Regions from separate parts of the Homo sapiens genome. Here region 1 is linked to region 2. The links are chromatin contacts, found by Hi-C or POLR2A ChIA-PET in ENCODE. All regions are on one chromosome and are shown on one strand. Each heading gives the region's core, a stretch centred on a gene start or an enhancer-like site at or near the end of the contact. The rest is flanking DNA. Distances are from core to core; before and after follow the strand shown.

What was found. Hi-C counts contacts between places; a loop is a spot of excess contacts on that map. ChIA-PET counts read pairs that join two places held with the same protein, here RNA polymerase II (POLR2A). Pooled maps may share reads with other maps.
Region 1: a map with no recorded cell type shows a loop between it and region 2 (2.0-fold over the local background). The contact joins two enhancer-like sites. A Hi-C loop is called at or near these places in 1 of 168 maps with a recorded cell type or tissue (B cell), 24 of 37 single-sample maps with no recorded cell type and 5 of 50 pooled maps. POLR2A ChIA-PET finds 5 or more read pairs at or near these places in 3 of 52 experiments (K562, WTC11 and activated B cell).

Annotation. Positions count from the first base shown.
Region 1 is chr6:106,845,606-106,853,040 of GRCh38, reverse strand. No RefSeq gene overlaps it. Among named protein-coding and RNA genes, the nearest start is that of LINC02532, 62 kb to the right of the region's middle. RefSeq lists an enhancer at 6,089-6,138. Within about 2 kb of position 5,845, at least 3 of the 41 ENCODE cell types and tissues checked have a DNase peak (open chromatin) inside an H3K27ac peak, as active enhancers do; they include B cell, where a contact is called at or near this core.
Region 2 is chr6:106,711,895-106,718,706 of GRCh38, reverse strand. It overlaps LOC105377927 (a long non-coding RNA gene), which reads right to left. Exons shown (of 4, transcript XR_942841.3): 3 at 4,620-4,763; 4 at 2,195-2,472. LINC02532 (long intergenic non-protein coding RNA 2532) reads left to right here. Exons shown (of 7, transcript NR_033557.2): 7 at 465-1,255. Among named protein-coding and RNA genes, the nearest start is that of LINC02526, 20 kb to the right of the region's middle. Within about 2 kb of position 2,671, at least 4 of the 41 ENCODE cell types and tissues checked have a DNase peak (open chromatin) inside an H3K27ac peak, as active enhancers do; they include B cell, where a contact is called at or near this core.

The DNA.
Region 1 (7,435 bases), core at 4,596-7,095, 130 kb before region 2:
TTAACAGGTTGAATTCAACATGGGTTAAATAGGTTGGGAATTGGGAATGCAATTTTTCACAAAACTGCCTTCCATAGCAAATGGAGAAACCCCACCAAAACCTACTTAACCTACATTGTATCTGTGGGGCAAGATAGTGCCAGTCTTACTGTAGAATCTCCCTCAGTGTGAAGCTCACTGGTATGTAGAATCTGTCACCAGAGAAGACCCATTACTTATTTCCATAAGGATCCTTAAGAGTATCATTATGGGGAATACCAAGCACAAACAGAACCCTTTACAGGTAGACTCATTCACTGTGCTGAACTCAATGTCATATAGAGTCTGCCAACATTTTCCTATAAGAAAATAACCTCTCAGCATTCCAACCAGCTGTTGACTGGAGCACATCTCCAACTCCTAGGTTCCAAGTGTTGCTTCCATGGACTTGTGTCCCTGGTGGGATTGTGCCTTCACAATGAGGAAGAGGAATGTAATTGCCCAACAGGTTCTTCTTGCCCATTGCACAGACAAAACCAATTCGCTGACACCATGGTAGTGCAGTAGAGAAAGAGTTTAATTAATGTGGAGCTAGCCAACTGGAAAGACTGGAGTTATTACTCAAATCAGTCTCTCTGAGAACTCAGAGGCTAGGGTTTTTATGGACAATTTGATGGGCAGGGGGCTAGAGAATGGGTGCTGCTGACTGGTTGGGGATGAAATCATACAGGTGTGGAAAATGGTCTTTATGCACTGAGTCTGCCTCTGGGTGAGGGCCACAGAACTTGTTGAGTCATGAATCACTGGTCCAAATGGGGTCAGCTGGTTGCCAGAATGCAAAAGTCTGAAAACCATCTCAAAGACCAACCTTAGGTCCTACAACAGTGATATTACCTATAGGAGCAACTGGGGAAGTCACAGATTTTGTGACCTCTGGCTGCAGGACTTCTGAGCAGTAAGGGATGATAGAAATCATGCCTACATTTTAGTAGAATTCAGACTCTTCCCACAGTTAGCTTTGCAAAGGTAGCTTCAGTCTCTGAACGAGGAGGGGATTAGTTTTTCTGTTTTTTTTTTCTTTTTTTGAGACGGAGTCTTACTCTGTCACCCAGGCTGGAGTGCAGTGGTGCAATCTCGGCTCACTGCAACCTCTGCCTCCCGGGTTCAAGCGATTCTCCTGCCTCAACCTCCTGAGTAGCTGGGATCACAGGCACCCGCCATTATGCTCCACTAATTTTTGTATTTTTTAGTAGAGACGGGGTTTCACCATAAAGGCCAGGCTGGTCTCAAACTCCTGACCTCAGGTGATCCACTTGCATCAGCCTCTCAAAGTGCTGGGATTACAAGCATGAGCCACCACACCTGGCCAAGGGAATTAGTTTTATGGAAGGACTATTAGCATCCTTGCTTCAAAGTTAAACTATAAACAAAATTCCTCCCATGGTTAGCCTGGCTTATGCCCAGGAATGAGCAAGGATAGCCAGCCTGTGAAGCAAGATGGAGTCAGCCATGCTAGATTCCTCTGACTGTCACAATCTTTGCAAAAGTAGTTTTAGGAATGAAAGTGCAACATGAGAAGACAAGAGGATGACGGAAGCAGGATTGATGTGTGTGTGTGTGTGTGTGTGTGTGTGTGTGTATATACATATATATATATATATATGTATATATATACACATACACATTTTATTTTAGACAGAGCCTTGCTTTTGTTGCCCAGGCTGCAGTGCAATGGCATGATCTTGGCTCACTGCAACTTCTCCTCCCTGGTTCAAGTGACTCTCCTGTCTCAGCCTCCCGAGTACCGAGTAGCTGGGATTACAGGCACGCGCCACGATGCCCGGCGAATTTTTTGTATTTTTTTTGAGATGGAGTCTCACTCTGTCACCCAGGTTGGAGTGCAGTGGTGCGATCTCGGCTCACTGCAAGCTCCACCTCCTGGGTTCAGGCCATTTTCCTGCCTCAGCCTCCCGAGTAGCTGGGACTACAGGCACCCACCACCACACCTGGCCAGTTTTTTTGTATTTTTAGTAGAGACGGGGTTTCACCACATTAGCCAGGATGGTCTCAATCTCCTGACCTTGTGATCCGCCCGCCTTGGCCTCCCAAAGTGCTGGGATTTCAGGCGTGAGCCACTGCGCCTGGCCCAAATTTTTTGTATTTTTAGTAGAGACGGAGTTTCACCATGTTGGCAGGCTGGTCTTGAACTCCTGATCTCAGGTGATCTACTGGCCTCGGCCTCCCAAAGTGCTGAGACTACAGACGTGAGTCACTGTGCCCAGCTTGATGTATATATTTTTAAATTATTATTATTGTTATTGTTTGAGACAGAATCTTACTATGTTGCCCAGGATGGTCTTGAACTCCTGACCACAAGTGATATTCCTGCCTCAGCCTCCCAAAGTACTAGGTCTCCCTCTCTTGCTCAGGCTGACATGCAGTGGCACGATCATAGCTCAGTGCAGCCTCACACTCTTGGGTTCTGGCAATCCTCCCACCTCAGCCTTCCAAATAGCTGAGACTACAGGCATGTGTCACCAGACTGGTTATTTTTAAAAATTTTTTGTAGAGACAGGGTCTTGCTATGTTGCTTAGGCTGGTCTTAAACTCCTGGGCTCAAGACATCTTCCCACCATGGCTTTCTCAAAGTGCTGGGATTACAGGCATGAGCCACTGCAACCAGTCAGGACTGACAAGGTTTGAAAATTTTATGTGCTTTGCACTTTGACTCTCATGATAATCTGGAGAAGTGGTTCTTATTTTACCATTTTTAACAACGAAGAAACTGAGGCATGGCTGCAAAATATTGGCCAATTGTAGATCCACTTACCAAAATAATAATACCTTATAATGAAAGCATTACAATTAGTGGTGTAAGGGAGCCAGCTCAATGCAGCTCACAAGACCTGACTGTGGTATCAGTTCCCAATCTGCATCTGGTGACATCATGTTGACAGCTTGAAATTGGCCACCATGAGAGCATTTACACCATGGAAATAGACACGTTACAAATGCTTTTTCTTCATAGAACCAATTGTTAAATGTCTGCTGGCACACTATTCGCTACCATCTAAATGCGGGGTGCAATGTTAATTAAATCTAATTGCTTATTGAAGAGATGGTGGCAACCCAGTTGGAGGCAGAGGGGCAGTGGGGATGGTGCAGAATTCCAATGGCCTGGGTTAGACAATGCTATCTAAGTCCGTCATTTGTAACTGCTAGGGGTGTAATTTCCTCTTTCATCTCCACTTCCTTCCCACTTTCCCCACATGCAGCTCAAGCTTATGGTGTGAGATGTGTGACTTCCTTAAGATAGGATCGAGAAAGTAGGCTGTTTGGGAAGCAGACTGGTGATCTGTTCTATGGAGAAGCTAAAGGGGTAGCCTGCTTAGAGACTGACAGCCATGGTCTCCATTAGAAAGGACTGAGTGGGACCTTTGTCCCAGGAAGAGACTAAACAAGGAATTAATATGTTCTCTCCATTTGGGGTCTAGACCTACAAAGGTTATTTATTTATTTATTATACCCAATTCTCTTACAAAAAGAGAAACTTCAGTCTCTCTTCTGCTGGATTCTGGATGCTGAAGAGTCTGTTGTTTTCTAGAAGGTGAGGAGGTGGATGATGATTTGTTAAGAGCCTTCTGTCCTCGCCAGCCCCGCTGCCTTGCTCTAGTCTAAACCTAGGAGTTCAGGTCAGACAGAAACAGCTTCAAGACTTATCTGTCCAGCAGCTCTGAGGGCAGAGAGCAGTCTGAATTGAGTTAGGAGGAAGCTGTGGGTTGCCATCACCAACAGTTTTCAGGTCTTTTGCAAAAGACTTAACTCTACCGTGCTTTCCAAAGACTTTAGTGTACTGTACATATTGTAACTTATGCAATAGCCTCTTCTTATGATCACTATTAACACAAGTGACTTCACTTATGGCCTTTTCTCTGGGCATGTGTGCTATTTATTGCTTTTTAATTGGGGAATTAGGATATGCTTTAAAATGCCAAGATTAAAAATTGGGGAAAGATATAGAGAAAATTGTCAGCAATGGACACTTATGGGATATTGGTCTAGAAATTCAATATGTTTTATATATTTGTACATTTCTAGATACTGTCAATATTATCTTTTCCCTTTCCTTTATTTCCTGGGTTAGTCATTTTAATACTGCAGCTAGTGTCTGGGAAGCCACCATTCAAAATAAAAGCTAAGATCTTTAAAATAATTTACATTTAACTACTTGGTTCCCTCACTCCTGCCTCATCCTCTGTCCACCCATGATCATCTTCCTCCTGAATTCCATGTTCCTCATACCCTTGCTTTCCTTTTTATAGAGTTTTATTGCACATATTCCTAAAAAGTGTATACTTTTATTGTAGTTATTCTAAATGTTGTGAAAAAGGTGTGGATAATATTGTATGTAATCTTTTGGCACTTTAGTTTTTAGTTACCATTTATTAAACTAATGAGATTTATCCAATTGTTTGGTTCATTCATTTTGCCTGCCATCTAAATGTTTTACCAAAAGTCTTTTGTACATTTTAATAACAAATAGTTTAGATTTTAAAAAGTAATGTAATTGTCGGAAGGAATATCACGTGTATTAGCAAATTTAAAAATAAGATTTGTATATTGCTTTGGTGGGAAGTAATATTGCCCCTCTCCTGTTAATGCCCAAATTTTCAAATCCTGAATTTTTGATGCCCAGTTGTATTAGTCTATTCTCATGCTGCTAGGAAGAAATATCCAAGACTGGGTAATTTATAAAGGAAAGAGGTTTAATTGACTCACAGTTCCACATGGCTGGGAAGGCCTCAGGAAATTTACAATCATGGCAGAAGGGGAAGCAAACATGTCCTTCTTCACATGGTTGCAAGAGAAAGAAATGCTGAGCGAAGTGGGGAAAAGCCCCTTATAAAACCATCAGATCTAATGAGAACTCACTCACTATCAGAAGAACAGCATGGGGGAACCGCTCCCATGATCTGATCCCTTCCCATGAGGTCCCTCCCACAACACGTGGGGATTACAATCTGGATTACAATTCAAGATGAGATTTGGGTAGGGAAACAGAGCCAGACCATATCACCTGTGTTAACACTTTAATGCGCTCCCTTTCCTCTTTGCTTTCTAATCAAGAAGTCAAGCTTAATGTAGGTATTTATGTAAAGTGTAACATACCAGAAATAACTTGAAGGGTAGTATAACAACATTCTGCATGATTTGTATAAAGTTTACATTTTAAAGCTACCAAGGAACCTTTCAACTTTCTATTTGATTATACTTTGCAAAACATTATACAGCTTAGAACAACTGAGCACCCAGTATTTTCTCTCACCTTAATCTACCATGGTCCTCCAACTCCCAACTAAAACTGTACTAATACATTAGGTCATTAAAATTTCTAAATCATCTTAACTCTTTTATTTGCCATTTTAAATATTTGTGTTTAGTAAGGTATACACATCTTCATTTGTAATTCAAAACGGCATTTTACAGAGTGCTTAAGCAAATCAGTGCTGAAAAAAATTTTCCTTATATCTATGGTAACCTGTGGAGAACTGTGTGAAAGGACTCTCTGGGGCCTCTAGGCTTTCCCAGAAACCCAGTTACTTTAGGTTGGCTGTCCTCGTCACCTCTGCCCAGGAAAGGCCCGAGGCCTGACTAGGCCCCCAAGGAGCCAGCCCCCTCCCGAGGCACCTCCCTCCCAAGGAGACACATCCACGTGGCATGGAAACTTTTCGGTAAACACTCAAAAGTGAGAGCTGGTTCCCTTACCTTGGAGGGGACATTCAGGGATGGTAAGAGATAAGACGTTTCTAGGAAGAAAAGAAAGGGGAAGTGAGAAGATAAAAGTCTTCACATAAGAGGCAAATGAGAAAAGCATTTTCTGCCAAATTGTGAAAAGTGAAAGAAATGAAAGCAAGCTTGCTTTGGAGACAGAAATAAACACTAGGCAAAAAGAAACAACTTTTCCATAAAGCGTTTTGTAACAGTTAGGAAAAACTCAAAGGTAATCCATGATATTGGTCCAGGGATGCCTAGAACAAGGTCTGCTTAGGTGACTGGAAAAGACACTTGCCCCTGTGAAGAAATTTCAGAGGTACCAGGAAAGTTCCCTGACCCCCAAATGCCTCAACTGTTTGGTTCATGACCCGCACAAAGGCCTGAGGCTGAGAGGCTTGTGGGATAGAGACCCAGCTTGCTCTCCACTAGTTAACCTGTGTCCTACGGCTGCTTTCAGCAGGAGGAGGGGGGACACCTGTGTCAAGTGCTGTGTGTGCCCAGATGAGGCCTCTTTCTAATCTCTGCAAAGCTCTCCAATTCCAGAAAGACAATTCATAAAGAATGGGTCATCCCACCCATTTATTCTGGGCAGAACCACGAGACCAGGTTGCTGAAGGGGATCTTGAATCTACTCTGCAATTTTGCCCAGGGTGGGCCTGGAGCAGAGAAATGAGGAGAGAAGTTAAGCAATGGAAGCAAGAGCAGCTGGGGCCTGCCAGGACTGAGCTGAGGATGTTCATGATTGGCTTCCATTTGGAACTCAGCAAATGACTGAGGCTGCCCATGGCTTACCATTGAGAGAAGGCCACACCAAGGCCTGGGAACAGCCAGCTATGGGCAGATCAGGCCAGCACCTCCTAAACCAGCCTGTACCTCCACTTCTCTGTGCTGATTTTCCTTCTACTCTCTCTAATGCTTATTAAAGTTTCCCCAAGACTCTACCAGTTCCACTTATCAGAGCAACAGTGGGTATTGGGTCATGGTGGAGGCAAGGGGACACAGGATGAATTGAGGCTTGTAGGTACTGCTGGCTTTCCCTACTTGCAGAAGTTCCTCTGGAAATCATCATTATCATTATTATTTTTGTTCTTTTTTTTTTTTTTTTTTTGGAGAAAGGGTTTTGCTCTGTAGCCCAGGCTGGAGTGCAGTGCTGCAAACATGGCTCACTGCAGGCTTGACCTTCTGGGCTCAAGGGATCCTCCTGCCTTAGCCTCCCAAGTAGCTGGGACCACAGTTGTCAGCCACTATACCTGGCTAATTTCTTTGATTTTTGTAGACGGGGTCTTGCCGTATTGCTCAGGCTGGCCTCCATCTCCTGGGCTCAGGCAATCCTCCTGAGGCCTTGTCCTCCCAAAGTGCTGGGATTACAGGCACTTTTTATTAAGGGAGAGGCTATTTCAGCTCTCTTTTCAGACTGGAGAATGCCTTTTTCAGGGCTTTTTGATGGTGCTGTGCCACTGAATACTTCCAACTTGGAATAATCGTTGAGTGATGACTTTCCTCAAAGGTTTAAGAAAAACTACATTAAAATAAATAAGCAGGCCATGTGCAGTGGCTCATGCCTATAAATCCCATCACTTTGGGAAGCCAAGGTGGGAGGATCGCTTGAGCCCAGGAGTTCAAGACCAGCCTGGGCAAAAAAGCAAGACTTTTTCTCCTCACAAAATTTAAAAATTAGCCA
Region 2 (6,812 bases), core at 1,422-3,921:
AATATCACGTACATTAAATTCCGTAACCTGCCATGAAGGAAATTATTCATGTTGACCTAATTTTATTTCTGATCTACCTACCATAGTTTAGAATAAAAATGTTGGTTGATTTTATAACTCAATGCTTTTATTGGAAAACAAGGTTTTTAAGTGGCAATATACTTCTGAATAGAATATGCATTGTCCCAACAGTGTATTTTACAAGTAACTGATAGCTATGGATAATGAGTGGCCACTTTGGAAGGGCATTTAACATCTTCTTAAAAAGTAAAACTATAGGCTCATTCATTTTTGTCTTTATTTAATTTTTTATATTTTATTGTTATTATTATTCATTTATTATTATTAATCATGGTTTCTTTACCTTCTTGTTTTCATGCATTTACTCAATCAAGTATCTCAGTTTCTGGTTAGAGCAATATTATTTTCACTCTTTCATTAATTTCTGGTTTATTTTATTTTAGGTGCTAGAGATGACACTGCAGAGTAGAGAACAAAGGAATCTTAGTAATTGTTCAATCCAATCTCCACACTTTAAAGATGAAGAAACTGGTATTGAGAAAAATACACAGCTTATCCAAGGTTGCACTGCTGGTTGGTAGCTGAGATGAATTTAGAACCCACATCTGATGACTACACCATATTGCTCCCAGTTTTCCTGTCTGTTCCACATGTAAAAGTCTGACTCTTCACTTCTCCTTTGAGTATATAGACTTTTAACATTTTTGTATGTCAAGATGGACTTTTCCTCATACCCAGCCCCTGCCTTTTCTCCTCCCTTCATACCTTGCAGGATCTTTAACAGAATTTAAAAGGAGTTTTTTGTTTTGTTTTGATGTATCTAATAAAAGTCAAGGGAGGGAGAGGGCCAGTATAAGCAAGAGTACAGTTTCCTAGTTTGTAGATGCGGTAGTCTGAGGAATCAGAAACACACAAAGGTTTGGAGAACTGGTACATGCTCCCAGGTGGGAAGCCAGGACTCTTGGTAGGATCTTGAGGACAAGGCAAAGGACAATAAGAGAGCGAGGGGATCCTAGAGGTGGAATCAAGGAAGAGAAACTAGAGAGAGAAAAAGGAACTGGCTATCCATCCATGATGGATCCTGTGTGGACTGATGGGTGGCTTGGCATCATCCTTTAGTAGACTTCATGTGGTTGAATAATTGGCCAATGGAAGGAATTTCTTTTTTGGTAACAGACTCTGTGTGTACAGTTATGGGTCTTAATTTATAATAAAAGGTTACATTGAAAATTGAGCATATTGGCAACTTTGGGCTTTAATATTACTACTGTGCTATTTAGGTCCCAACCATCCTAGCTAATCTGGGCATTCTTGAAACAGCTCTCATTATTGGTATGTCAAACCGTCTCATAGGGCATGTACTTAACAAAAGTGGAGTGAAGGGTTCAGGATGCATAAATGGGGTGAAGCTCGTGGTATTCCATTCCTTTTTACTGAAGCCACTCCTACCAGCTGCCTTCTAGATTGTTCACCTTATATGAGCATGGTGCAGTATAGAAGTTGTAGACTTTGGCCTCAGACAGATCTAAATTCTAATCTCAGATCACTACTTCCTGGTTGAGGACAAGATTTCTTTAACCACCCCAAGTCCCAATTTTCTCATGTCTAAAATGGCAGAAATAATGTGTACTTTGCAGGGTTGTTGTGAGAGTTAAGTAATATGGGTAATGCACTTGGGACAGTGCTTCACACAAAATTGTCAGTAAATGGTGATCTTTCTTTTCCTGGCACTACAAAGCTGAGGAGAGGAGGGAGGGAGGGAGATGAATGTCTGGAGGAAGAAAGGGCAGGAGTTTCTTCATCTTTGAGTGAAGGAGCATTGAGGGTTAGCAGGGATATAGGAATAGTGAGTTGGCTGGGAAGAAAAAAAGGATTAAAAGAGGAAAAGAATAGGAAAAAAGAAGGATACCATGGAGAAAATGGGCAACGGCCCCAGAAAGAAGAGCAAGAATGGCAGTGATGGTGAGCATTGCTGGAATGATGGAAGGTTCTCCGGCCCCGGTGATGCGTGGGCACCACCGGAGAGCTTGTTAGAAATGCAGAGTCTCTGTCCCTCCCCAGACCCTCTGAATCATAATTTGCAATTTAATGAGAGGTCCCCAGGTGATTCCCATATCCATTAATTCTGCAGAGTTGATGTTTTCATCTGCGGTGGCGGGGGGCGGGGGGGGGGGGTGCGGTGGGGGTGCGGCAGGTGTTCAGCAGATTCAAATCAAGAGGAAGTCCCCAAGGGCTTTAGGTTATCTCTAAATTTATCAGGAAGACTTCCCATCGAAGTGGGTTGAGATCCAGGATGTGTCACTTTCCTTTGTATTCTGATCTGGCTGGTCTGGACAGAGGTTCTGCAAACCAGAGTCATGCTGTGGACTCAGGGATTCTTGGAACTTCTCGTCTGAATCCAAAGTAGCAGGTGTGAAGGAACAAGGAAGTGGAGTGGTGAACATTATTTGTCTATAGAGGAAACAGGAAGAGAATGGGGATTCTTCTTTTAGACACATCTGGCAAGTGAGGCAGTCATCCTGCACCGCACCCTCCTCCCTGCGCCTTCAGCTCCCGGTGCCCTACCTTTTCTCTGAGCAACAGAAGCACTTTTGTCTGCATTTAGGTTGCTCATCACTGGTGCATTGGAAAGAACACTGGGCTAATGCCTTCGGGCAAGCCACTTCACCACCCTGGCTCCAGTCTCCTCATATGCAAGAAGGGCTTAAAATTGTGATGGTAGGTGCCCAGGGTTTCCCAGTGCAGTGGGGACTGGAACTGTGGTCTTCTGGTGACTGTTTCTACCTTATGGTACTCTCAAGTCAGCAGGTAGCCAGGTGATAAAAGGGAAAGAAGCTGCTGGGTGTAAAATTAAAAAGCGGCCCTCCCCTGGGGCCAGCGGGAGCGCAGAAACAGTTGCTGTTCAGTCTTGCCACTTGTCAGCATGAGGGAATTTGGGCCCAGGATAGCCAGACAATCTTTTTTTCCAAGAAAAACTAGAAGTCCAGACTTTTCTGTTAGATTTTCTTAGTTTTTTTTAGAGACTCTGAATTCATTAAACACACACACACACACACACACACACACACACACACACACACACAAAATGAGAAAACCTGCTGCTCATACAAAACAAATCTGAGGGCAGAGTTTTGAAGACTGGCAGTGAATTCATTGAAAAAAACAAAAACAAAAACACAATGAAAAAACCTGCTGCTCATACAAAACAAATCTGAGGGCTGCAGCAGCTCACAGGATGCCAGTGTGTGACGTCTTTCCTAAGTCTTTTAAAAGAGAATTGACATTTTCATTAGACTTGAAATAGGTAAACAGGACAAAGACTCTGGAGTAGCTGCTTACCCCAGTATGGCAGGCCCTGGCAATGCCTCCCCCAGGGATATAAAAACATGGATTTCGCTGGTTGTGGTGGCTCACCCCTGTAATCCCAACACTCTGGGAGGCCTAGTCGGGTGGATCATCTGAGGTCAGGAGTTTGAGACCAGCCTGGCCAACACGGTGAAATCCCGTCTCTACTAAAAATACAAAAAAATTAGCCAGGCATGGTGGTGCACGCCTATAATCCCAGCTACTCAGGAGGCTGAGGCAGGAGAATCGCTTGTATCTGGGAGGCGAAGGTTGCAGTGACCCAAGATCGCGCAATTGCACTCCAGCCTGGGCAAGAGGAGCGAAACTCTGTCTCAAAAAAAACAAAAACAAAAACAAAATCACACATACATACGGATTTGCCCTTCTTGATGGACACAGTTTGAATAAAATATAGTTGCCATACCCTTTCCATTGCAACTAAACATAAAAATACAAGAATATTCAATAAGTCATACACTATGGGATGAAAAGAGCATGTCATAATTAGCTGATTAACCACTGTCATCCTCTTGTCATATGCTGATACATGAGTAATGTATGTTTGGATTATTGATTGCATCCAAGCTAGGATTCCTTTGTGGCATCAGCAGAAGGACACGGTGACCACAGAGGTCCACCTCAAGTTACTACCTTTTGTGAAGTGATAATGGGGTGCACAGCCAGGTGTAATTCAAGCACATCTTCCTACAGGCAGTGGGTGGTTATGGCTGCACTGCTGTCGCTGTATTGCTTGCAGCCTTAATGGGAATCTTTATTGAAACGGAAATCTAATTCCATTTAGGTTAATAATATGCTCACTCAATCTTCCTTCCCAGAACTAGCCTGATCTTTACACCTTCTGAGGGGAAACTGGCAGTGATTCCTCACTGCAGGTGGATATCTCATCAGATAAAGCAGGGTTAGGAAAAATTTACATTTTTACTCCAAGCCATTTTGGTTGCTTTTTTTCATAATGAAAGTGCAGTAACTCTCTCTTATCTCTGCATGCAGTGGTGGTAAAAATGTGTAGGACCACAGTAGTTGGCATTTGTCTCCCAGATAGGCCAGCCTGAAACTTGGGAGTGGAATGAGCTTGTATTCAAGCTGTTGTTAACCAGGACTGTAGCTATTCATTCCAGCTCTACTCTTTTCATCCAGGCTATTGCATGATCAATGGCTATGGGAATAACTTACAGGGCCAAAAGAGGGTTCTGGGAATGTGATAATTTGGATGCAATTTCTATCTTTCCCACCTCCGACTCCAAAAGTTCTTCCTTCTGGACTCAAACAGCTGCTAACTCCTGTGGATGGCTGGGTGCCAGTGAGGCCTCAGGCTTTGGTGGGTTCCAAGCATACAGAATTGTAAGCTTCCTTCTTCCAGTGGGCTGGGCAGGTGCCTAGAGAATAATGTCAAAGGTGAACAAGGGAAGACAGTCAATCCTGAGTGGAGAGGGGCTGTCAGGGCTAATGTCAACACAAGCCTAGTGTGACTGTGCTGGGTTTTCCTAGCTGAAGGGGCCAAGGAGGAGCTGAATGGGAGACTGAGTCCTCTACCTGGAAGCTGGGGCAGTGTGAGAAGTTTGGGGAGTTTCCTACAGGTGATTAGCAGGGGGCTGGCGGCTTCTACAATTCAGTCTGTGGGGACCTTCTGCCACCCATGGGGCTCCCGCCACTTAGAACACACAAGCCACCAAACCCTGAGACCTATGAGCCCACAGAAAAAAATAACAACCCATTTTAAAAAGGGCCAGCAGCCAGAGAGAGAGGAGAATCAGTTAGAAAAGCAGAACACACTCCCAGCAAGCTAAAGCTTGGAGAGGAGTGTCTGAGTCGGGGAGGGGTGGGGATAGGAGCTTAAATGAGAAAATAGCAACTTTTGGTGGGTGGAAGGAGAGGGAGAAATAAGATTCTAAGGGGCTAATGAGGGGAGGAGAGAGAAAGTAAAATGATCCTAAAGCTCTCATCTTGTTAGAGTGAAGGGATCAGGAGGAAGCAGAAGCATCTCAGTGGGGTAAAAGATGAGTATTGGTGAGGATAATAGTGTCTTGTTTTCAAATGCTGGTAGAGGAGTATGTGTCAGAATGCAACCAGGAAAGAATAATTTGTTCAGGCAAGCTAATATAAAGGAAAGAGAGAAAAAAACACTAAAAATAAATTACAGAAAAAGTAAGCTGGGGTGGGCATGGTGGCTCACGCCTGTAATCTTAGCACTTTGGGAGGCCGAGGCGGGTGGATCACTTGAGGTCAGGAGTTCCAGACCAAACTGGCCAACATGGTGAAACCCTATCTCTACTAAAAATACAAAATTAGCCGGGCGTGGTGGTGCATGCCTATAATCCTAGCTACTCAGGAGGCCGAGGCAGGAGAATCGCTTGAACCCAGGAGGCAGAGGTTGCAGTGAGCCGAGATCATGCTACTGCACTCCAGCCTGGGCGGCAGAGTGAGACCTTGTCTCAATTAAAAAAAAAATTAAAAAAAAAGTAAGTTGTAAGAAATAAAATCAAGTACTATATCAGTCACACACAAAATGTGAAGACTAAATTCTTTCTTTAAAAGACAAACTATTCCACTGGATTAAAAAAGCAAAACCTATTTATATAAGAAACACAATTAAAATATAGTAATAAAAAAGGCTGAAAATCAAAGAGTAGGCAAATGCAAACAAAAAGAAAGAAGTAGAAATGTTAATGCCTAGTGGAATTTTAGAAGAAAAGCACTACAAGGGGTGACTATGTAATGATAATATAAGAAATACTATCATTAAGGAAAATATAACAGTGAAAAGCCTTTAGGTACCAAACAATATAGAAGCCAAACCTAAAGCAAAAACAATCAGAAATGCAACAACAACCCAACAAAACTGTACAATGAAGGTGAGGGACTTCAACATATTCTCTCATAAGTGAACAGGTCTAATAGATAAACAATAATTAAGGACAGAAAGGAATTGACTAATATGATCAATAATATTGACTTAATGGCTATATGTAGACATTATATCCCTCAAATAGAGAGTATCATATTTTGCTGTGTTTATGAAACACGAAAAAGAATAAAAAATTCTGTATTTGATCATAAAGAAAATACATTTTTAAAAAGTGAGATCTAGCAGATCACATGATCACAATTCAATGAATTGAGACACAAATAATGTAATTAAAAGATTCTCAATGACATGGAAATTGAGAAATGTGCTACTAGATAGCAGGTGGATCAAAGAGAAAATTTAAAGGAAAATTACAAACTATAAAGCAAGGAAAAGAATAACTTATACCAAACCTATGGGACACAGTGGAGGTTTACTCAGAGGAACGTTTATAGCTTTATATTTTTTTAAGGAAGAAGATGAGAAATAAAGAAACTAAATATTCATCTTAAGATATTAGAAAAAGAGCAATAACCAAAAGGAAAAGGAAATTAACAAAGATAAAATCTTCATAGAAAGC